Regions from separate parts of the Homo sapiens genome. Here all the other regions are linked to region 4. The links are chromatin contacts, found by Hi-C or POLR2A ChIA-PET in ENCODE. All regions are on one chromosome and are shown on one strand. Each heading gives the region's core, a stretch centred on a gene start or an enhancer-like site at or near the end of the contact. The rest is flanking DNA. Distances are from core to core; before and after follow the strand shown. Region 1 holds the start of AP2A1 (adaptor related protein complex 2 subunit alpha 1). Region 2 holds the start of NAPA-AS1 (NAPA antisense RNA 1). Region 3 holds the start of BICRA-AS2 (BICRA antisense RNA 2). Region 4 holds the start of DBP (D-box binding PAR bZIP transcription factor). Region 5 holds the start of CCDC9 (coiled-coil domain containing 9). Region 6 holds the start of INAFM1 (InaF motif containing 1). Region 7 holds the start of ARHGAP35 (Rho GTPase activating protein 35).

Region 1 (2,700 bases), core at 37-2,536, 1.1 Mb after region 4:
TTCTTGGCTTCTGAGATTAGAAAAGGCTGATGGGGTGGAGTTTTGTTCCTACAGGTGACAGAAATGGACTCTTCCAGTTCCCTTTGTCCCAAATTTCTCAATCTCCTGGGGCGTTGGGAGTTCTGGCCGTTTTGCCTTCCCCAAAGCCAGTTTACCAAAGAGTCTCTGGGGAGCTGGGGGTTGGGGATGGAGGCTGGGGCTGGGCCAAAGCAGATTCACCTATTTCTTCTTTTAACAAATGTTGTTGAAACTGTTCAAGGCCAGGTCCCATTCTTGCCCAGAAGGAGTTCCCAGTCTGGAGGAGACAATCAATTTTGGTTTGATATCTGCTACAATGGAGGCTGCCCGAGAGACACTGCGGTTGGACAAAAAAAAAAAGGCAACATATATTGAAAAGTAAGCCAAGATACGGTTTACGTTTATTTCTGCTTTTTCACTTCCAAGCTGTGTGGCCCTGGGCAAGTCATTCGCCCTCTCGACCTAAGTTTTAACTTCTGCTTAATGGGACTAGCCTTGAATTACTGTTTTTCACTCTGAGATTCTAGGTCTCCTGACAACTCAAGTCCCGACACGTTGGCTGCAGAGAAGGGGGGAGGGGAGGAAGGCTTCCTAGAAGAGGATTTCAGCAGTCGGGGGTGACAGTGGAGGGAGAAAGGGAACACGGAGACGCTTGCGCAGTAAACACCGCACGCTCTCTTGCCTCGCCCAACCCCTTCTCTGCAGCAGGGAATTGCAGGCGTCGCTCCACCTATCCCAGCCGAGCGGAGTGACACCCTCCCCTCTTTCCTTCTCTACTGATCTTCGCCTTCCGCCCGCCCCACAGCCGCCCAATGGAGGGCTGAAGTAGGACAGATCTCGCCAATCCGCGACGCCTGCGGGGCAGGTCTACCCGTTCATTGGTCCCAGTCAACCTAAGTCCCGCCTCCTAGGACCGTTCCCCGCCTTCCTTCACGTCCCTCCCTTCCTCCTTGGAGAGCCGCTAGATCCAATCAGTGTTTGACCTGGCCGCGCGGAGGGGGCGGGCCCATGATACGCAATCGAACCCCGCCCGTCTCTCGGGCAACGCCTCCTCCCCCCCCTCCCCAGCTCCCAAACGGAAATAGCGGAACACTGGGCCAATCGTAGCGTCGTGCCTTTGCTTGGCGGCCAATGAGAGAGGAAGTGGGGGAGAAACCCGCCTGTGAGCGGCAGGAGCTCAAGCCAGTGGGCGGCTCAGAGCTCCGGACCGCGGGCGGAGGGGAGGGGCAGGGGGCGGTGCCACGGCCTGCCAGCCCGCCCGCCCGCCCGCCAGCCAGCCCTCCCCGCGGCCGGCTCGGCTCCTTGGCGCTGCCTGGGGTCCTTTCCGCCCGGTCCCCGCTTGCCAGCCCCCGCTGCTCTGTGCCCTGTCCGGCCAGGCCTGGAGCCGACACCACCGCCATCATGCCGGCCGTGTCCAAGGGCGATGGGATGCGGGGGCTCGCGGTGTTCATCTCCGACATCCGGAACTGTGAGCGCGCGGCCGGGGGACACTGGAGACGCGGGGGAGGGGGGAGCGTGAAATTGAGGGGTTTGGGGATCACAGAGGGACCCGGGGGATCAAAAGCCTCTGCGGCCGTATAGGGACAGCATAGATGGGCCCCAGGAAGAACTTTAGAGTGGGGGGCACGTAGGGGCTTGGGGTGTCATAGAGTGCCTCTTGAGGTGACGACACGGAGTAGCTAGAGGGGTCCGGGAGGGCTTGAAAGGGGAGGAAGCCAGTGAGGTCCCGGGGATGGGAGCATAGAGGTGTCCCCTGGGAAAGACTGAAAAGCTGGGGGATCTTACAAACGATGGGGTTAGAGGGATTCCCAATGTAGAGAAGAAGTGAAAGAAGTGTATGGCGGGGGTGCCCTGTGGAGCGATGGAATGGGAAGAGGCCAGAGGGGACCTGGAGGAAGTGGAATGCCGGAAGCCTAATGAAGCAGGGCTTGAGGACCTGGGATAGGGGGTGTCATACAGGGGAAAGGGGTTAGATAGGTCACCGAGGCTCCTGGCCAGTGGTATAGAGGAGGCCTGAGAGTGGTTGAAAGTCCATGAGTTTGGGGCAGGGAGATGATGGGACGGGGAGACTATAAGGACACCCTGGTGAAGGATAGAGGGGCTTCAGGGTGGGAGATTGCCTAGAAGACATGGAAGGCAGTGTGGAGGGGGCTAGAGGGGCAGCTGAGGGGAAAGGAGGGACCCAAGGAACACAGAGGAAAAGAGCTGTCGGTGTAAGGTCTTGGGAGAACCTGTGACAGGGAACGGGGGGCCAGGAAAGAAGAGGACATTAGAGTAGGGGATTGGGGAAAGGGTAGAAGAAGGAGCGCCCAGACCTCAAGGAAGGCGTTGGGTTCTGAAGTGCTTGAGGGGTAGATATCTGGAAAGCTGGGAATAGGGGAAGTCTAATCCCAGAGAGAGGTCAGGGGTCAGGCAGCAGGACAGGCAGGGATCTGAGCCCTTTTCTATTTGACCACAGTAATATGGGGACGGTGGTCCCTGCCAGGAAGAGTTGTCGTGACGATGGGAATCCTGGCGGCAAGTCAGCTCTCAACTCCTGGGAATGGCTGTGGGTGATTGGAGCTGCCAGGAGTCTTCAGAGGCTGCATCCGCATGGGCTCTGGGGTCAGCCAGACTTGGGTTTGCGTTTGAGCACTGCCACTCCCTGGCTGTGTGACCTTGAATGAGGGACTTCACCTCTCG
Region 2 (2,700 bases), core at 103-2,602, 1.2 Mb before region 4:
CTCCTGACCTCAGGTGATCCGTCTGCCTCAGCCTCTCAAAGTGCTGGGATTACAGGTGTGAGCCACCGTGCCCGGCTGGCATTTTAGTTTTCAATCCCTAATCTAGTACAACCTCTTTATTTTCCAGAAGGGGAAACAGACTACAGGGGTCTGTAAGTAAAGAAGGGGTTCGAGAAGCCAGGGTTTCTACATTTACAGTGGAGTGGGCGTCGATGCGCAGGGGACACTCACTCCGCATGGCACAGCTGGAACGGAGTGAACTGGAGCTCCAGGTTCAGGCAGCTCTCTGTAGGCAGGGCACAGGCAGGTTAGCATGGGGGACCTGCTGGGGACTCTCTCCCTCCTCCCGTCCACGCCTCACTCACGGGCAATAGAGTCAAGGTTGTACTCAGAGCCGGGCTCGTAGTCGCAGTAAATGTTCAGGAAGGGGCTGCCCTTGTCCCCTGAATCCTGGCGGAGGACACGGGGTTCAGGGGAGGGCAGGGGTGGCAGGAGGGATCCGGGGCGGCTCAGTGGAACTCACCATGTGTGTAAGGAGGAGGGCGAAGGGAGGTGGAGGGGGCTCTAGGTACCTTGATGAACGTGATCCCCACAACCAGACCCCGCTTGGGGGGTGACTTGTTGAAAGTGTCGATGGAGACAATCTCCGCATCCACTGGGAGGGGAGAGTTCTAAGTTCAGTGTCAGGCAGACTCATGCTTCCAATCTCCCCAACATGGTGAGCTCTGGCTACCGCAATGATCATGCCCTCTGGTCTGAGTCCTGACCACCATCACCTGATCTCTGTTCCCTGGGTACTAGGGATCCTGACCTGTAAGTCTGAAGAATCCTGAAACCCTAGGCTCATCCGGGCCCCAACTATGCCTGCCCGCTGATCCCAGTGACCCCCTTAAAACCACCTGATCCCATTCTTCCAGCACGGTGACCCGGCTCAGACAGAGCCTCAGAAGCCTTCTCAACACCACGTTCCAGGCCCCCGCCCCCCAGCACCATAGCGCCACCCACCGGGAATGTAGTTGAACTGCAGCTCCTTGGCCACTGGCCGGATTTTCTGTCGGAGGTCTTGGTAGCGGAAGCCGAGCACCTTGCCTTTAAGGGTGGCGGCCAGCAGCTCCCCGCGCCCGCCGGCGCCGCCTGCCAGCCCGTACACATTGCTCTGCGACGAGAAGCGCGTGAAGCTGTCCTCGCGCAACGGACAAGGCCCCGCGGCCACGGCCGCCTCCCCCATCATGCCCCTCAGTTAAGCACCCTCTCCGCAGCCCCCGCCCCAACCCGCACTACCCAACCTACGACTCTCTAAGCGACCTGAACCGCCGGGTGCCCGGCCGTTGCGCGGGCTGATGACGTACGGAAGCTGCCGGCGTTGCCCTCTCCCAAGATGGCGGCCAGGTCGCCTGCTCGGGCCTCCCAGGCGACTTTGCCCCACTGCGCCCGCGCTCTCTTCTCCTTTCCATTTCTGGACCAAGGGGCTGCCATAAGGAGTCTGTGACTAGAGATGGGAGGTGGTGGCCACGGCCTCTCGCTGTATGCTGTGTGGAAGGTCGAATCATCATCATCATAAAACTTAATATTGCCCTTATGTGCCAGGAACTACTGTAAGTGCATTCCATCTAATACTTTATTAAAAATTCGCAAGGGGGTGGAGGTAGGTACTTAAATCCATTTTAGAGATGAAGGAATTGAGGCACAGAGGGGTAAAGTAACTTGCCTAAGATCACACAGCTAGTAACGAGCGGTCAGTACTGGAAACCAAACAAGGTAACTCCACAGTTCACTATTTTTTTTTTTTTTTTTTTTGAGACGGAGTCTTGCTCTGTCACCCTGGAGTGCAGTGGTGCGATCTCGGCTCACTGCAACCTCTGCCTCCTGGGTTCAAGCGATTCTCCTGCCTCAGCCTCCCAGCAGCTGGGATTACAGGCGCCACCACACCTGGCTAGTTTTTCTATTTTTAGTAGAGATGGGGTTTCGCCATGTTGCCCAGGCTGGTCTGGACCTCCTGACCTCAGGTGATCCGCCCACCTCGGCCTCCCAAAGTGCTAGGATTATAGGCGTGAGCCCCCTTGCCCGGCCTATAGTTCATAATCTTAACAGTATCACCTTTAAAATAATTAATACATTCTTCTTGCCCCCAAGGAAAAATGATCCAGCTATAATAACCACCTCCTTTATCGAACACCTACTTGGTGACAGTCATGCTGGCTCTGATAATCTGATTCCTTACAACTGTTCTGCAAGGGCCTACTGTTACCCTCCCTGCCGGTTCACTTATTCAGGATTCATTGAGCTTTTACTATGTGCCCGGACGTCCTTTGCAAATCTGTCTCACTAATCTTTGCAAGAAAGAAACCTCTACAAAGAGGTTTATTATCCCAGTTTAGAGAGAATCAAATGGAGGCTCAGAAAGAGTAAGTCCACTGACTGATATGCTAGCAAGTGGTGGGGACAGGATGTAAACCAGGTGTTTCCGACTCTGGGGCCTTCAGGGGTTCCTGTCTGTGCTGCTTTGTCCCTAGAAGGCCATGGAGGTTTGGGTACTATGTGCACATCTGTGTATCATTTCCAGAAGACATGGGTTGGCCAGCTGTCCTGGACACCTCGAGCACACACAGACTGCAAGCTCCATGAAGGCAGCAGGCTGATCTCCCTTGATCACGGCCTTATCGCCTGTACCTGGAACACAAGGCCTGACACAAAGCAGGC
Region 3 (2,700 bases), core at 119-2,618, 1.0 Mb before region 4:
ACACCACCATGCTGGGCTAATTTTTGTTTGGACAGGGTCTCGCTATGTTGCCCAGGCTGGATAAATTATTATTATTATTACTATTTTTGAGACAGAGTTTCCCTCTTGTCGCCCAGGCTGGAGTGCAATGGTGTGATCTCGGCTCACTGCAACCTCTGCCTTCCGGATTCAAGCGATTCTCCTGCCTCAGCCTCCCAAGCAGCTGGGATTACAGGCGTGCACCACCACACCCAGCTAAGTTTTGTATTATTAGTAGAGAAGGGGTTTCACCATGTTGGCCAGGCTGGTCTCGAACTCCTGACCTCAGGTGATCTACCCTCCTCGGCCTCCCAAAGTGTTGGGATTACAGGTGTGAGCCACTGCGCCTGGCCGATAAATTATAAAAAAAAAAAATACGTTGAAGTAAATATTATGGGTAGTACCGCCAAGATACTAGAACACATGTTAAGGCTTAAAAAAACAGAGGCCGGGCACTTTGGGAGGCCGAGAATAGCTTGAACCCAGGGGACGGAGGTTGCGGTGAGCCTAGATCGTGCCACTGCACTCCAGCCTGGGCGAAAGAGCGAAACTCCGTCTCAAAACAAAACAAAATATAACACAACAACAACAAAATCACAATCTGTCTCGATTACTCATTTATTCAACCCGCATTCACCTACTGTGTGCACGAGCTTTTCTAGGGCACTGGGGAGGCAGAAGGGACTAAAACAAAGTATAAATCTCCCTGGGCTGCAAGCATCGGGAGGGCAGGTCCGGGGGCTCTGTGTCCCCACTGGGCCCCCAGCACTGCGCAGCGCACACAGTGGGCGCTCACCAAGCGCTCGCTAAGGGCAACGCGTGAATCCGTGTCCCGCCAGCAGGGCGTTTACGGCCTGGTGGGGCGGAAACGGACCCGACACCACCGCGGCGTCCTGGGGCTTCTGGGAATCCCATCAGCGCGGCCAGAGCGGCCGGGGACAGGCTCCGAGGCAGGCCCGACCCGCCTCCCCGGCGCCGCCGTGGCTCGACGGAGACCAGCTAGGGTGAGTGATCGAGCCACGCCTGGGGTCCCGGCCTGTCACCCCGAAGTCCCCGCCGCCTTCCACCCTGTCAGGCTCCAACTCTGGGCTCCGGCGCGGTCCCACCTCCGGGGGGAACTCCCCTCCATCCCCTCCATTTCCTTCATCCTCGACTCCCGCTATCTTTTCGGACCTGCGGCGCTCCCCCTGGACGCGTCCTCCCGCCGGACGACCGTCCTCCGCCTCAGGGGACGCGCCCAGGACGCACGGCGCCCCCTCCCCAGCCGGACCGGCGGTCTGGGAGCGCGGATCCCTTCAGCTCCCCCGCGCCCCAGCATCCGGATCAGGGCTCGAGGCAGTCGACAAACTACACCCGAGCTCGAGCAGGCGCGCCCCTGAACCCCCGGGACTGGGGCTGGGGGCGGGGGCGGCGCCGGCGCGGAGGGCCCAGTCCCCGGACGTCCGCAGCCTCCCATTGGCTCCGGGTCCCGCCGCTCGGCCTGGCGGGGCCGGGGCTGGTCCGCCCGGACGCGGGGCGGGGATTCCTGAAGCCCCTCCTCCGGCGAGGGCGGAGGGAAGAGGAGGAGGAGGAGGAGGAGGAAGGGGGTGGGGGGCGGAACACAAAACCTGAGAGGTTTTTTTTTTTTTTTTTCCGTTTGCATTTAATTAAAAAAAATTTTTTTTTTTTTTGCATACCCGAGGGGCGCTCCCCGGAACGGGCGCGGGCCCGGGGCGCGCGGGCCTGGGCGCGGGGCGGCGGCGGGGGCCCGGCAGCGGCTGCCGAGCGGCCGCCATGCGATCAGGCAGTGCGCTGACCGGCCCGGCCGGCCGGCCCCTTCTGGGTCCTCCCTTTGCAGCCCGTGCGGGGCCGTCTCGGAGACCCCGCGCCGACGGCTGCTCAAACATCAGGGTGAGTTTCTCACAATGTAGCAATTTCTCTTTAAATCTCTTAACTCTCTCTACCTGCGAGTCGGGGCTGTGACAGGGCGCAAAAGCGAGGGGGGAGTGGGGGTTGGCGGCGAGGGTGTGTGTGGGGGGAGCCGGAGCCGGGGCCGAACCCACCCCCGCGACACTCTCACACTCAGCCCCCCAGCCGGGGCGCAGCGCCCGCTGCCTCCTTTTTTTTTTTTTTTTTTTTTTCCTGCTCGGCGCCCACCGCCACCGGCACCCCCAGCCCCGCGTCTCTTCCACCACCGCCGCCGCCCCGATCCTATGGGGACCCCCCCCCAACCGGCTTCCCTGCCCAGACCCGGCGCCCAGTGCCTCCCCGGCCCTCCCGCCGGCTGCCGGGGATACAATGGAGCGGCGGAGAGAGGAGACCTAACGTTCCACGGGGGGAGGGGCGCGGAGACCCCCTCCCCGTCCCGGCCCCCTCCCCTCGCCCCGCTCCCCGCCTTTCGGGGAAGGCGAAGGCCACCGGGCAGCGGGCGGTGATCTCCCGGCCGGAGGCGGAGAGCCTGCATCTCCCCGCCTCGCTCGGCCCCTGCGCCCCCTCCCCAAATCCCTCCCGTGGGTGTCGCGGACAGTGGGGGGCCCTGGAAAGCTGGGGAGGGATGGATGGGGAAGGAGGCCACCGGGGCTCCCCCCTTCGCACCGCCCCTAAACAATGAAAGGAGTTGACTTGACCCCCAGCCCCCGGCAATAGAGGGAGGTGACCCCCTCCCCCACCCCCAGCTGAGGCTCATCCCGGAGGGGGCCGTTA
Region 4 (2,700 bases), core at 74-2,573:
CCCGAGTCCGAGAGGCACAGGGCGGAGATCCAGAGAAAGAGGGGACGGGGGGTCGGAGAGGAGAGACGGGAGAAAAAGGGACGGAGACGCAGAGTGGGAGAGAGACCCAGAAAGAATGGAGACGGGGGTGGCAGAGACAGGTGGACAGATTCACAGAGATGGGGACAGAATGCCGGGAAGGAATAGACACACAGAAAGACAGCGAACCAGAGAAAGAGAGACGGAAGTTCAGGAATAGGGGGGCAGGGACAGGGTAGGTGGAGGGTTGGGCAGGTGAGAGAAAAAATGACAGCTCTGTAATTTCACTGTAATTACCCAACCCCCATCCCCTGCGCGCTGTACCCCCTTCCCCTCCCCCACCATCTGTAAGGGGCAGGAAGGGGCTCTATTCCTGGGGCACATCCCTCATCCCTAGACTCCATGTGACCCCATGACGCCCCGCCCAAGCCCGTGTCACCACCGTGTGAGCACCCGACACACCCCCTCCCTGGGACCCCAGGGGTCCAGACTCCCGGACCAAAAGGAAGAGGAGGCTGGGGCCTACACTCTTGTGAACTAAGCGGGGAGGACGTTGGGGACGTTGGTGCCTGGGTCCTTAGGGTGGACGGGCTTCAGAGCCGGCGCTTTTGGGTCCTGGGCGCTAAGGGATCTAGGGGCCTAAACACCTGAGTAATTGAGTAGATTAAGGTTGGGAAGATGGACTCCCCGCACGCAGGTTTCTATGGGACCCCACCCCACGGCACCTGAGTCCCTAAGGGGGTAGGGTGTCCGAAGTGGGTGAGATGGGGGTTAGAACTCACAGCTGGCCGGCTCTTTGGGCTTGCTGGTCCCCTGCAGAAGGCTCCGCAACCCAAGCAGCGCTCCCCCGCCAGGGGGTGTCCCGGCCGGGCCGCCCAGCAGCAGAGGGGCCGGGGTCCTGTCGCTCACAGGCCGCGCCATCGCCTGGCACCTGCCCCCAGGCTCACGGGTTCATGGAGAGGCGAAGGGCTGGCCTGCCAGTCACCAGCACACTCCAGTGGTTTGGACGAGTGTCTGCCCAGGGGCGGGCGAGTGTAGCCTGCAACCCTCCAGTATCCAGAACGCTGCAAATCCTAGGAGCGACGGGGATTTGAGGTCCTCGGTGCAGAAACGTGCAACTCAAGAGGGTCCCGGGAGATCATGCAATCTGGGCGAGGGGGTGTCCAGATCAAGCGGTCGGCTCTTTGCAACCGAGGGTGAGAGGGGACTCAAGGCGCTCCTTCTACAAGGTGGGCGAGCCTGGCTCTTGCAAAATCTGCAGCTCTCGCAACGGAAGGCGCTTTGCAATCTGCACCGAGAGGTGTGCGCGGAGGGGCGGAGGAGGGGGCAGGAGGAGGCGGCCGCCTTGAGGCGTGGCCAAAGCAAACTTCTTTCGCGGAAAAAAAAATCCAAACCAAAACACCCGACGCCACAGCGCGCGCCCCTCCTCCGGGTCCCCGCCCGGCGCGTCCAGCCCCGCCAGCCTCTATGGGCATGCAACCCAGCCGCGTGCCTCCCTCCGGCTGCAAACACGGACCAATCGTCTCCGACACCTTGAGACGCACAGCCAATGGGGCCTCTGGGTCCGCCAGGGCCCAGGAGGGCGCGTGAGGGGCTCAGCGCGTGAAGTTGCCTTGCCTTTCGGTGGGAGGCGGGACACTGACCTACATTTGCCCAATGGGAGGCGGTACTGGGGGGCGGGACCGTGACCCAGTTTGGGCCAATGAGGCAGGCGGGAGGGGGAAGCACATGGCTCTGCTCGTGCTGCCTGATGGCGAGGGGGGTGATGGGGGGAAAAGGGGCGCCGCTTAAAGGGGCCGCGGTCCTAAAGATGGTTTTGAGAAGCAGGAAGCCAAAATACCGAGAGCGGAGGTTTAGAAAGAGGAAGATTGGTTTCCGGAAGAAGTCTGTTCTTTAATACCCAAATGTTTCCCCACCGCGCCTAGAATCAGACCACTGAGAAAACAGGAAGTATTCTGTCCCTTTAATAGCTTTGTTTTAGGGGTAACTCCCCTCGCCTTGTGGGGAGGCTTAGGACGGGCGGGTGCAATCCTCGAAGGGGAGTCTCAGCGACCATGGGGGACACCATCCACTGTAAGACAGAGAACAACGGCAGGGGGCGTCAGTATAGGATGGAAGGGGCGGGGGGTGTGCAGGGGGCGTGGGCTGCGCCGCGCTGGGCCCTACCGTCGGAAGTCTGCGAGCGGGGAACCAGAATGTACTAGGTCGAGAAGCACTGGGCTGAACCACAAGAAGCCAATAGGAGGGGGGAATCGGGACGTCCAGATTCAGCAGTAGGCTGAACTACTTGAAGGTCTTCATGGGGGGGGGGGGGTGTGGACTGTACCATGTTGCGAAGCCGGGGGTGTGTGAGATTCCTGGGCTAAACCACAGGGAGGCAGAGGTGGAGGGAAGGGGTTGTACCTTGTAGATTCTCAGTAAGGGGGAAGGGAGCATCAGATTGTGGAACAGCGTAAGGTAGTACGACTTGGAAAGGGAGAGAGGATCCAAATTGTACCATTTTGGAAATTCACAGTAATAGGAAGCACAGAACAGTAGGTAATTGGACCATAGGAAGGCAGGGGTCAAGGGTTATAGACCAAGTTACAAAGCAGTGAAGAGGAAAGACAAATCGTGGGCTAGCAATGGCCTAGGGCTGGCAGGTGGACTGTACCACATAGACATGTAGGGAAAGAGAGAAAA
Region 5 (2,700 bases), core at 41-2,540, 1.4 Mb before region 4:
AGGTGCCCGCCACCATGCCTGGCTAATTTTTGTATTTTTTAGTAGAGACAGGGTTTCACCACGTTGGTCAGGCTGGTCTCAAACTCCTGACCTCGGGTGATCCACCCGCCTCGGACTCCCAAAGTGCTGGGATTACAGGCGTGAGCCACGGCGCCCGGCCTATTTTATTTTGAGACGGAGTCTCTCGTTCTGTCGCCCAGGCTGCAGTGCAGTGGTGCAATCTCGGCTTACTGCAACCTCTGCCTCCCGGGTTCAAGCGATGCTCCTGCCTCAGCCTCCCAAGTAGCTGGGATTACAGGCGCCCGCCACCATGCCTGGCTAATTTTTGTATATGTATATTTTTTGAGACGGAGTCTCCCTGTGTCGCCCAGGCTAGAGTGCAGTGGAGCGATCTCGGCTCACTGCAAGCTCCGCCCCCGGGGTTCACGCCATTCTCCTGGCTCAGTCTCCGGAGTAGCTCGGACTACAGGCGCCCGCCACCACGCCGGGCTGATTTTTTTTGTATTTTTAGTAGAGACGGGGTTTCACCATGTTGGCAAGGATGGTCTCGAATTCCTGGCCTCAAGTGATCCGCCCTCCTCGGCCTCCCAAAGTGCTGGGATTACAAGCGTGAGCCACTGCGCCCAGCATTTTATTTTATTTTCGAGAAGGGGTCTGCTCTGTCGTCTAGGCTGCAGTGCGGTGGCATGATCTCGGCTCACTGCAACCTCTGCCTCCCCGGTTCAAGCGATTCTCCTGCTTCAGCCTCCCGAGTTGCTGGGATTACAGGCGCGCGCCACCACAACCGGCTAATTTTTTTTGTAGAGACGGGATTTCACAATGTTGGCCAGACTGATCTCGAACTTCTGACCTCAGGTGATCCGCCCGCCTCGGCCTCCCAAGGTGCTGGGATTACAAGTGTGAGCCACCGCCCACGGCCGGTAGAACATCTGAAGCTTCTAAAGCGAACTCTAAGGTTTCATTGGCACGAGGGGGCTCGAACCACGCCAGGCTTCCAGGCGTCAGTGCCCAGTGCTTGGCATCTACTGATAGAAACCAGGAATGAGGGGCTGGAGGCGGAAACAGCTTGAAGAAAGAGGTAGAGGCCAGGGAGTGAGGACGGTGTCTCCTTTTCCTGGAAGTTGGTAATTCAGGCAGAAGGAAGTTGGATGAGCTTGCGGAACACCCGGGGGGCCAGTCGGCCCCGCTCCCGCATCCATCGCGGAGGCGCGGCCCCTTTAAGGCTCCCGGAAACGGTCCCACAGGACCGGAAGTGACCCTCTTTATTTCCCTTCCTCACGTGGTGCAGGCAGGAAGTGACGCGCCTGGCCCGGGAGCTGCGGTCGCAGAGGCCGACGGAGCCGGAGTCGCGGACGCCGCGGGGTCTCCGGGACAGGTGACCTGGGGGAGGGGGCCGGGAGCGCGCCCAGAGAAGGCGGGGCCTGAAGCCCCACGTGGCGGGGAGTGCGAACAGGCCCGGGCGGGGTCGGAGTTCTCTGCGGGGGGCGGGGACAGGACGCCCACATGGGAAGCTGGAGGGGCGCTGGCGGGGCGGGCCGTTGGGTGGGTGGGCAGGGTCGGGGCGGGGCGTGGCCAGAGCCTGGGCCGGCGGCTGTGGGCGGGACCTAAAAGTTGTGGCTGGACTGTGGGCGGGGCCATAGTGTTGCTTGTTCAGCTGTGTGGCGGGGCTCGGACGCCGGGCGGAAGCTCTGTGGGCGGGGCCAGAAAGTTTTGCCTTACTGGAAGTGGGTCCAGATTCTTGGCCGGGACGTTGGGGGCGGACCCAGAGGCTGACGCAATGGCGGGGGCGGGGCCACAATGTAGTGGGGGAGCCAGGGGGCGGGGCCAGGGTGCTGGCGGGGAATGCTGGGGGTGGAGCCAGAAAGTTTCGTCTGAGCCACGGGCGCGGCCAGAGCGTTGGCCGGGAGGCGGGGAAGCGGGGAGTTGAGCCAGAACCCTGGGGAAGCCATGGGCGGGGCCAGATGCTGACGCAACGAGGTGTGGGAGGGAGTCAGGGGGCGTGTCCAGGAGGTTGGCCAGGCCAATCGGAGGCGGGGCCAGAGGGTTGACTGGGCAGGCCGGGGGCGGGGCTGGAATAATAATAAGAGATGGTAGGGGCGGGTGTAGGCTGTTGCCTGCGAGCCAGGAGGCGGGGAAAGAGCGTGGCTGGGAAAGTCGGGAGCGGGGCCACATTAATGGCCCATGGGTGGGGGCGGGGCCAGAAGTCTGGCGGGAAAGGCGGGGCCAGAAAGTTTTTTCCCGAGCCGTGGGCGGGGCCAGAGCGGTTTCCAGGATGTCGGGGACGTGGCCCTGGCATTCCCAGCCGGATTGAGGCTGGAGCTTTGCACAGAAAATCTGGGGCGGGCCTGGGTAGTTTTGTCCTTGTTGGGGCGGGTGGAGTATTCAGTGGGGCAAAACGCCAGTTCCAGGAAGCCTCGCCAGTGAGTTCTGGGCCTGTGTACAGAATCCTTTCGGGGGAGGCGGGAGGCTGTCGACCTTCCGTAGGGCGCTGGAGACGGGACTAGGACGTCCCTGAGGAAGGCGCGGGCTTGGAATGTTCTCTGAGAGCTTGGGCAGCCAATAAGAGTGGGGTTCGGACTTTCTTTGAGCGTGGGATTGGGAATGTTTCTGAACCTTACCTGGTGGAGCTAGAATATTCGCCTGGATATGAGAGGCACCAGGATGAGCACAGGGAGGTGGGTCTGGAACTTTCTTTTGCAG
Region 6 (2,700 bases), core at 157-2,656, 1.4 Mb before region 4:
GGCCTCCGCGCTCTGCACTAACCTCCCACCGCCTCGCTCCTCTGTCCTCTGCTTCTGCCACACTCCAGCCAGGAGAGGGTTAAATCTAAGGGGGGAGGAGCCAGGGTCTGCGAGCCGGGCGGGGCCAGGGCAGTAGTCGGGTGCAGGCCCCACCAACGGGGGACGTCACGGCACTGGGACGGCTGGGACGCTTCCGCGTTAGTCTCCCATGGAGGCCCTGGGCGGCTCGAGCCAGTCTTCAGGCCGAATCTCCCGCCTCCAGGATTGCATCCGAGGCCTGGCAGCCGGTGACACTTCCGAAGGGCTTGAATTACTCGGGCGCCAGCCCTGTCGTATTAAACGCAGTGCTTCCGCTCACCCTTGAACTGTGTTTCTGGAGGGGGCAGGCTGGGTCGCTGTGCTTGGCGGGCTTTTCTGTGGCGGAAGAGGCGGAAGGAAGGGGTCTTCCTCCACCCTTCTGATCCGTCTTCCCTCCCCCCTCCCGCAGGCCTCCCCGAATTCCTGAAGACGCTGCTGGGAGGGGACTGAAGCTTCCCCGCCTTGATGGGGAGGGGGCGTGAGGAGGGGTTTATCTGGATTTCCAGGCTGTGTTCTTTCTACCCCAGAGCCTAGTCTGGACCCCTTGGCTCTAGGGAGAGGGAAAAGCTGACCGTTGGGGAGGAGCTGGGAGAAGGGGCGCGATTGCGGTGAGGGGCGGAGCTGGAACCTCGGGGCCTGAGGTGCTGAGGATACCTGAAAGCGGGCTGAGAGTGTGCTGGAGGAGGCGGGTCCCGCGGGGGCGGAGCTAGGCTGCCTGGGCGGGGCCGGAATCCTGACAGGCGGAGTTAGAGCGGGGGGCGGGGTCAGCGCGCGCGGGTGGGGCTCTGGCCATGGGCATGGGGCGGGGCCGTCAGCGGGGGCGTGGTCGGGGTGTCGCGCGGGAACCCGCGCGGGAGGAGAGCGGGGATTCCGGAACTAGAGTGTGGGAGCCAGAGGCCGTAGCGGGCAGGGCTCGAGCACTGGAGTAGAGCAGTCCGACAGGTAGAGAAGTGAGACTGGCTGCGGCACAGGGCGGGTTAGGGCTCCAGGCAGGGCTTGAGCGGGACGAGGGGGCGGGCTCCGAGGCGGGCTAGATGCCTGGGCTGGATGAAGTCCGAGTCTGGGAAGAGAACCGTGTTGTGGCGGGAGGAGGCGGTGATTGGGGTGGTGGGGCTAAGCGCGGGGGCGGGGCTGGAGCGAGGGGGGCGGGGTAGCACCTCCGCCTGTCGGTGGTGGGGCGGAGGCTGGAGGGGGTGGGCCTAGGATGCGGAGGCGGCAGCTCGCGTGGGGGCGTGACCATGCTGGCGGGGGCGGGGCCGGAGGCGGGCGGTTTAGAGAGCGGGGCGGTCTGCGGGGTGGGGGCGGGGCCTGGTGGGGGCGGGGCCTGTGCGGTCTGCGGCGCGGAGCCGAGTGGGCTGCGGGGATGCGGGGGACCAGCTGCGTGGGCGGCGGCGCCGAGAGCCCCGGAGGCGCGGGGCTGAGCGAGGGCCCGCGGGGGCGCTGGCTGCGCTTGGCTCCGGTATGCGCCTACTTCCTCTGCGTCTCGCTAGCTGCCGTGCTGCTCGCCGTGTACTACGGTCTCATCTGGGTACCCACGCGGTCTCCCGCGGCACCCGCCGGCCCACAGCCCAGCGCGCCGTCCCCTCCGTGTGCTGCCCGCCCGGGCGTGCCGCCTGTCCCGGCGCCCGCCGCTGCCTCCCTCTCCTGCCTCCTGGGAGTCCCCGGCGGGCCGCGACCCCAGCTCCAGCTGCCGCTGAGCCGCCGCCGCCGCTACAGCGACCCTGACCGCCGTCCGAGCCGCCAGACACCCAGAGAGACGCCAGAGGCCGCGGAGGGGCGAAGACCCGGGTAACTCTCCCTTCCACCCCAACCCGGATCGCCAGCCCTCGAGAGCTCTGTGCTCCACGCCGAGGATGCACCGTCTCTGGATTGGTCCGGCCTTCTTCCTAATGACATCGCTCAGCGTCTCTGGAGCCGTCATCCCGCGGAATGGGGGCCCAGGGGGTGTCAGCTCGGGGCCTTGCCTCTTGCAGCTACTCTGTGGTCAGGCCGGGTCCTCCACCATCAGGAAGATCCCATCCTGAGCTCTGTCTCCTGCCCCTCCTGCTGTGGGATGCTGAGCACAGAGCCCACAGCCCATCTGCCTCTTCACCTCCCTGAATCCGTGTCCATCTGCAATAAACGACAGCCTCGGCTGCCTCGTGCTGTGTCTGTCCTGTTGTCTGCAGAGATGCCTCCCCTCCCAAGTTTGTGTGGGAAAGACCTTCCTGGGGTGTGGCCTTTGTCTGTTTTGTCCCGGGTGGGCTGTTCCCCTTCCTTAAGGAGCTCTTCTTTTCTTGGAGTAGGGAGAAGCAGCTTAGCAGCAGCAGGGCCTTTGAAGGTCAGACAGTGGGAAGGGCTTCCCAGTTTTTTGTGTGCTTGGAGCAAAGGACAAATGTCTCTGGGGAGAAGCAGAGTGTCTGCCCTCGTGTTACAGCACAGGAGACAAGAGGAGGGGTGGGGTGATATAGGACAATAGCTGGGGTTCTGGGAATTGCTGTTGGTGTAATTATCATGTCAGGGACAGAGGCTGAATCACCCAGGGATCTCAGTTGGCTGCCGAGAGGGAACGATGCTGGCCCACTTCCTGGGGTCAGAGAGATGAGAGTGGATGGCGGCGGCGGTGGTGTTGCTTCTCAGCCT
Region 7 (2,700 bases), core at 61-2,560, 1.8 Mb before region 4:
AAGAGCTTTGCAAAATATAATCTATTTAATTTTCACAGCAGCCCTACGAGAGAGGTACGATTATTATCCCATTTTATAGATGAAGAGACTGATGGCAGAAATGCCAAATGTAATAGGAAACAGCCTTTCTTCATGCATTCCACAAATATTGGCTCGGCGCCCGGGAAGCTCATCTTCCACGATCTGTACTTCCGGAGGAGTCCCAGAGGAACACCTCCTCAGTTCAGAGGAGTCAAGGGTTACAGCGGTGCCCTCTCCCATCACTACTCTTTTCCCTTCAGGCGCCCTAATTGACATTCGATTTGTAGCCATTTGCACAATGCTAAGTGACAGGCTTGGGCTGCACACAGGACCAGGCCGTCTTCCCTCTCCTGGGGATCAGTCGTTCACAGAACCAAAAACAAGTTGCATGGACGCGCGCGTTGGCTGCAGATTTTCTTCACAGCCAGGAGAAAGAGCACGCGCTCTCCAGCCCCGCCTCTTCTTCCGGGACGACGAATTGCGGGGCTCGGATTGGGCTGAGGCGGGCCACGCCTCCTCATATCCTCCAATCAACTCCCTCTCTGGTGCGCTCCCTCCTTCTCAGCCCCGCCCCACCGCCCCACGTTACGTCGCTCCTTCTGGCCTCCTCCGTTATCCCGGCGGCTGCGGCTCGCGCGGCAAACCCACCTCCCATTGCTTCCCATTGGCTGGTCAGGTCCCGCGCGAGCGGGATCGCGCCCTTCGCCCCCCACCCCCAAAACCGGGCCATGCCTCTCTCCTTCGGCTTTCTCCAGGAGCCAGCGCGAGGCAGTAGATCGGCTGCTTGAGACGCGCGCGCAGCTCCTGCGGACCACTCCCTCCGCCCTGCGCCAGCAGCTGCGCCGGCTGGCAGCCCCCCGCGCACGCGCGCTCGCCCATCCCGCTCCCTCTGCTCGTTTGCAAGTCGCCTCGCGCTCAGTCGCGACGGCGGCCGCCGCAATAGCGGCATTTTCGGGGGCGCACGCGCACTGCACCGTCCGCGGCCGTTCCTAACCTCAGGCAGCGGCTGTGGCAGTAAGCCCCTCGGGTGCGCACGCGCTCTGACCTCTTCCCACTGCCTCGCTGGTTGTCCCTTCGCGGCGCGCGCCCAGGGGCCGTTATACCCCTGCAACGGTCCACGCGCCGCGCACGCGCAGTAGCGAGGGGGCGCGCGCGCGGGAGCGGCCGTCGCAGGAAGGAGGTGCCGCCGCTGCCGCCATTGCGAGGGAGGGAGGGAGGGAGGGAGTGAGCGAGGCTGGTCCGCCCTCCCCCTGGTTGCCGCCCCTCCCCCCTTCCCCTCCCCGCCCCCCGCCCCGAGGGAGAGCCGCGGCGCGGCGGCAGGAGGAGGTGGAGGAGGCGGAGGAGGGAACCCGCGAGGGAGGGTCCGCCCGGCCCCCCGCCGCCGGAGCCGCCGCCGCCGCCTCAGCCGCCGCTGGACTAGGAGCAGGGGAACATGGCGCCGGGGCCCCCGTCGTTGCTGCCGGGATTTTGGAGGCCGGGGCCGCGCTGAGGGCGCCCAGCTGGTGAGTGCGCGAGCTCACGGGCCCCGGGCGGCGAGGCCGGGCGCCGCCCCGCTGCGGGGTCCAGGGGGAGGCGGGGACGGCGGGGCCCGGAGCCCGCGAACAATGGAGGAGCTGGAGGGGGAGGGGAGGAGCGGCCCCCCCCCCAGCCCCCCGGGCCCCGCCGTCCCCGTCGCTTCGCGCGTCGGCCCGGCCCGTGGGGCCCTCCTGCCCTTTGGACCTGCCCCTGCCCGCCCCAGCCCTGCTGTCCCCGCCGCCGCCCCCATCCCCGACCCGTTGGGATCTCGGTGTCTGCCTCGGAGCCTACCCGACTTCAGCCAACCGGTTCCCAATTCTGCGCCCCCCTTCCCCCTTCCACCCCTCCATAATGCCCTTCGCTCCTCCCGGGCTCTGCAGTGCTCCTGGGACCCATCTTCTCCTCATTGACCATTCTGCATCTCTTAATTGTGGCTCCCACTTTTGAGATCCGTGACGCTTCTCCCTCTTCTCGATTCTGCTCTCACCACCCTTCAGATCTGTCCTCGGCCCCTTCTTTGACCTACCTTCTGTGCTATTATTCCTGTCTCAGAATCTGTTGCACCCTGGGAGCTGTCCCTTTAGGACCTGCGGTTCCAACCCTTTGGAGATCCATCTGAGACCCCTGTTCGGCCAGGCACTGCTGCCCCAGGTCTTCCCCTTGGACTGAATCCCGTTCCCTCGTGGGCCCTACTACCCGCATTTCTTGTCTGCCCTCTCGCAGAGCCTGCTGCACCCCGGGATGCCCCTCGGCTGGCTTTCTGACCCTTCCGTGCCCCAGCTCATTCCCCTGATCCCCTCGGACTTGGCTGCACCGTGCTTGCCTGTTCCCCTTCTCAGCTCTTGTTCCCGTTTACCATTCAGACCCTTTCCTCTCTTCCAGACCTTTCTGCCTCTCAGCTCTGCCCCTTGCCCGACCTCAGATCTTGCTGCGCTCCCCTCACCTGCTTGCTTCTGACTCTGCCTTCCCGGGAAGCAGCCTCCTCCCCCTTCTCTGACTCTGCAGGTCTCCCATTTCTGCTATTCACTTAAATGATGTATCCCTAACTCAGACTGCCTTCAGTTTCAGCCCGTGTTCTCTTGGAGGTTTCCTCTCTTCCCCACCTCCTTTTTGGCACTCCTCTGAGCTACTGCATTCATTTGCTTCTCCTTTCTTTGGCCTGTC

Evidence for each region. Hi-C counts contacts between places; a loop is a spot of excess contacts on that map. ChIA-PET counts read pairs that join two places held with the same protein, here RNA polymerase II (POLR2A). Pooled maps may share reads with other maps.
Region 1: a loop to region 4 is called in a map of CD8-positive, alpha-beta T cell, with 6 times the contacts of the local background. The contact joins the promoter of AP2A1 here to the promoter of DBP in region 4. A Hi-C loop is called at or near these places in 3 of 168 maps with a recorded cell type or tissue (CD8-positive, alpha-beta T cell, breast epithelium and naive thymus-derived CD4-positive, alpha-beta T cell) and 11 of 50 pooled maps.
Region 2: a pooled map shows a loop between it and region 4 (8-fold over the local background). The contact joins the promoter of NAPA-AS1 here to the promoter of DBP in region 4. A Hi-C loop is called at or near these places in 1 of 37 single-sample maps with no recorded cell type and 5 of 50 pooled maps. POLR2A ChIA-PET finds 5 or more read pairs at or near these places in 1 of 52 experiments (common myeloid progenitor, CD34-positive).
Region 3: a loop to region 4 is called in a map of CD8-positive, alpha-beta T cell, with 14 times the contacts of the local background. The contact joins the promoter of BICRA-AS2 here to the promoter of DBP in region 4. A Hi-C loop is called at or near these places in 2 of 168 maps with a recorded cell type or tissue (CD8-positive, alpha-beta T cell and naive thymus-derived CD4-positive, alpha-beta T cell), 3 of 37 single-sample maps with no recorded cell type and 10 of 50 pooled maps. POLR2A ChIA-PET finds 5 or more read pairs at or near these places in 1 of 52 experiments (activated CD4-positive, alpha-beta T cell).
Region 5: a map of naive thymus-derived CD4-positive, alpha-beta T cell shows a loop between it and region 4 (13-fold over the local background). The contact joins the promoter of CCDC9 here to the promoter of DBP in region 4. A Hi-C loop is called at or near these places in 2 of 168 maps with a recorded cell type or tissue (both naive thymus-derived CD4-positive, alpha-beta T cell), 4 of 37 single-sample maps with no recorded cell type and 14 of 50 pooled maps. POLR2A ChIA-PET finds 5 or more read pairs at or near these places in 1 of 52 experiments (B cell).
Region 6: a map of B cell shows a loop between it and region 4 (17-fold over the local background). The contact joins the promoter of INAFM1 here to the promoter of DBP in region 4. A Hi-C loop is called at or near these places in 3 of 168 maps with a recorded cell type or tissue (B cell, aorta and sigmoid colon), 1 of 37 single-sample maps with no recorded cell type and 16 of 50 pooled maps. POLR2A ChIA-PET finds 5 or more read pairs at or near these places in 2 of 52 experiments (OCI-LY7 and WTC11).
Region 7: a pooled map shows a loop between it and region 4 (6-fold over the local background). The contact joins the promoter of ARHGAP35 here to the promoter of DBP in region 4. A Hi-C loop is called at or near these places in 1 of 37 single-sample maps with no recorded cell type and 7 of 50 pooled maps. POLR2A ChIA-PET finds 5 or more read pairs at or near these places in 3 of 52 experiments (HEK293, activated naive CD4-positive, alpha-beta T cell and naive thymus-derived CD4-positive, alpha-beta T cell).

What each region holds. Positions count from the first base shown.
Region 1 is chr19:49,765,715-49,768,414 of GRCh38, forward strand. It overlaps AP2A1 (adaptor related protein complex 2 subunit alpha 1), which reads left to right and starts at 1,287. Exons shown (of 23, transcript NM_130787.3): 1 at 1,287-1,486. The coding sequence starts at 1,420. RefSeq lists enhancers at 1-929, 983-1,751 and a silencer at 842-1,421.
Region 2 is chr19:47,482,930-47,485,629 of GRCh38, forward strand. NAPA-AS1 (NAPA antisense RNA 1) reads left to right here and starts at 1,353. Exons shown (of 4, transcript NR_038452.1): 1 at 1,353-1,595. It overlaps KPTN (kaptin, actin binding protein), which reads right to left and starts at 1,290. Exons shown (of 12, transcript NM_007059.4): 1 at 1,006-1,290; 2 at 573-655; 3 at 366-450; 4 at 232-286. The coding sequence starts at 1,231. It also overlaps a transcript of NAPA not described here. RefSeq lists enhancers at 1,215-1,504, 1,535-1,664.
Region 3 is chr19:47,607,261-47,609,960 of GRCh38, forward strand. BICRA-AS2 (BICRA antisense RNA 2) reads right to left here and starts at 1,369. Exons shown (of 1, transcript NR_186352.1): 1 at 613-1,369. BICRA (BRD4 interacting chromatin remodeling complex associated protein) reads left to right here and starts at 1,874. Exons shown (of 15, transcript NM_001394372.1): 1 at 1,874-1,908. RefSeq lists silencers at 879-958, 1,029-1,078, 1,129-1,208, 1,269-1,648, 1,759-1,808 and 2 more.
Region 4 is chr19:48,636,056-48,638,755 of GRCh38, forward strand. DBP (D-box binding PAR bZIP transcription factor) reads right to left here and starts at 1,324. Exons shown (of 4, transcript NM_001352.5): 1 at 801-1,324. The coding sequence starts at 939. CA11 (carbonic anhydrase 11) reads right to left here. Exons shown (of 9, transcript NM_001217.5): 9 at 1,891-2,089. The coding sequence ends at 2,064. It also overlaps the pseudogene SEC1P. RefSeq lists silencers at 912-1,031, 1,262-1,371, 1,542-1,761 and an enhancer at 2,372-2,541.
Region 5 is chr19:47,255,235-47,257,934 of GRCh38, forward strand. It overlaps CCDC9 (coiled-coil domain containing 9), which reads left to right and starts at 1,291. Exons shown (of 12, transcript NM_015603.3): 1 at 1,291-1,375. RefSeq lists an enhancer at 640-1,549 and silencers at 1,440-1,549, 1,760-1,999, 2,040-2,089.
Region 6 is chr19:47,273,479-47,276,178 of GRCh38, forward strand. INAFM1 (InaF motif containing 1) reads left to right here and starts at 1,407. Exons shown (of 1, transcript NM_178511.6): 1 at 1,407-2,245. The coding sequence starts at 1,442. The coding sequence ends at 1,870. It also overlaps a transcript of CCDC9 not described here. RefSeq lists silencers at 1-98, 709-968, 1,329-1,778.
Region 7 is chr19:46,859,687-46,862,386 of GRCh38, forward strand. ARHGAP35 (Rho GTPase activating protein 35) reads left to right here and starts at 1,311. Exons shown (of 7, transcript NM_004491.5): 1 at 1,311-1,523. It overlaps LOC124904791 (translation initiation factor IF-2-like), which reads right to left. Exons shown (of 4, transcript XM_047439803.1): 3 at 1,371-1,634; 4 at 1-1,210. The coding sequence ends at 539. RefSeq lists a silencer at 1,080-1,619.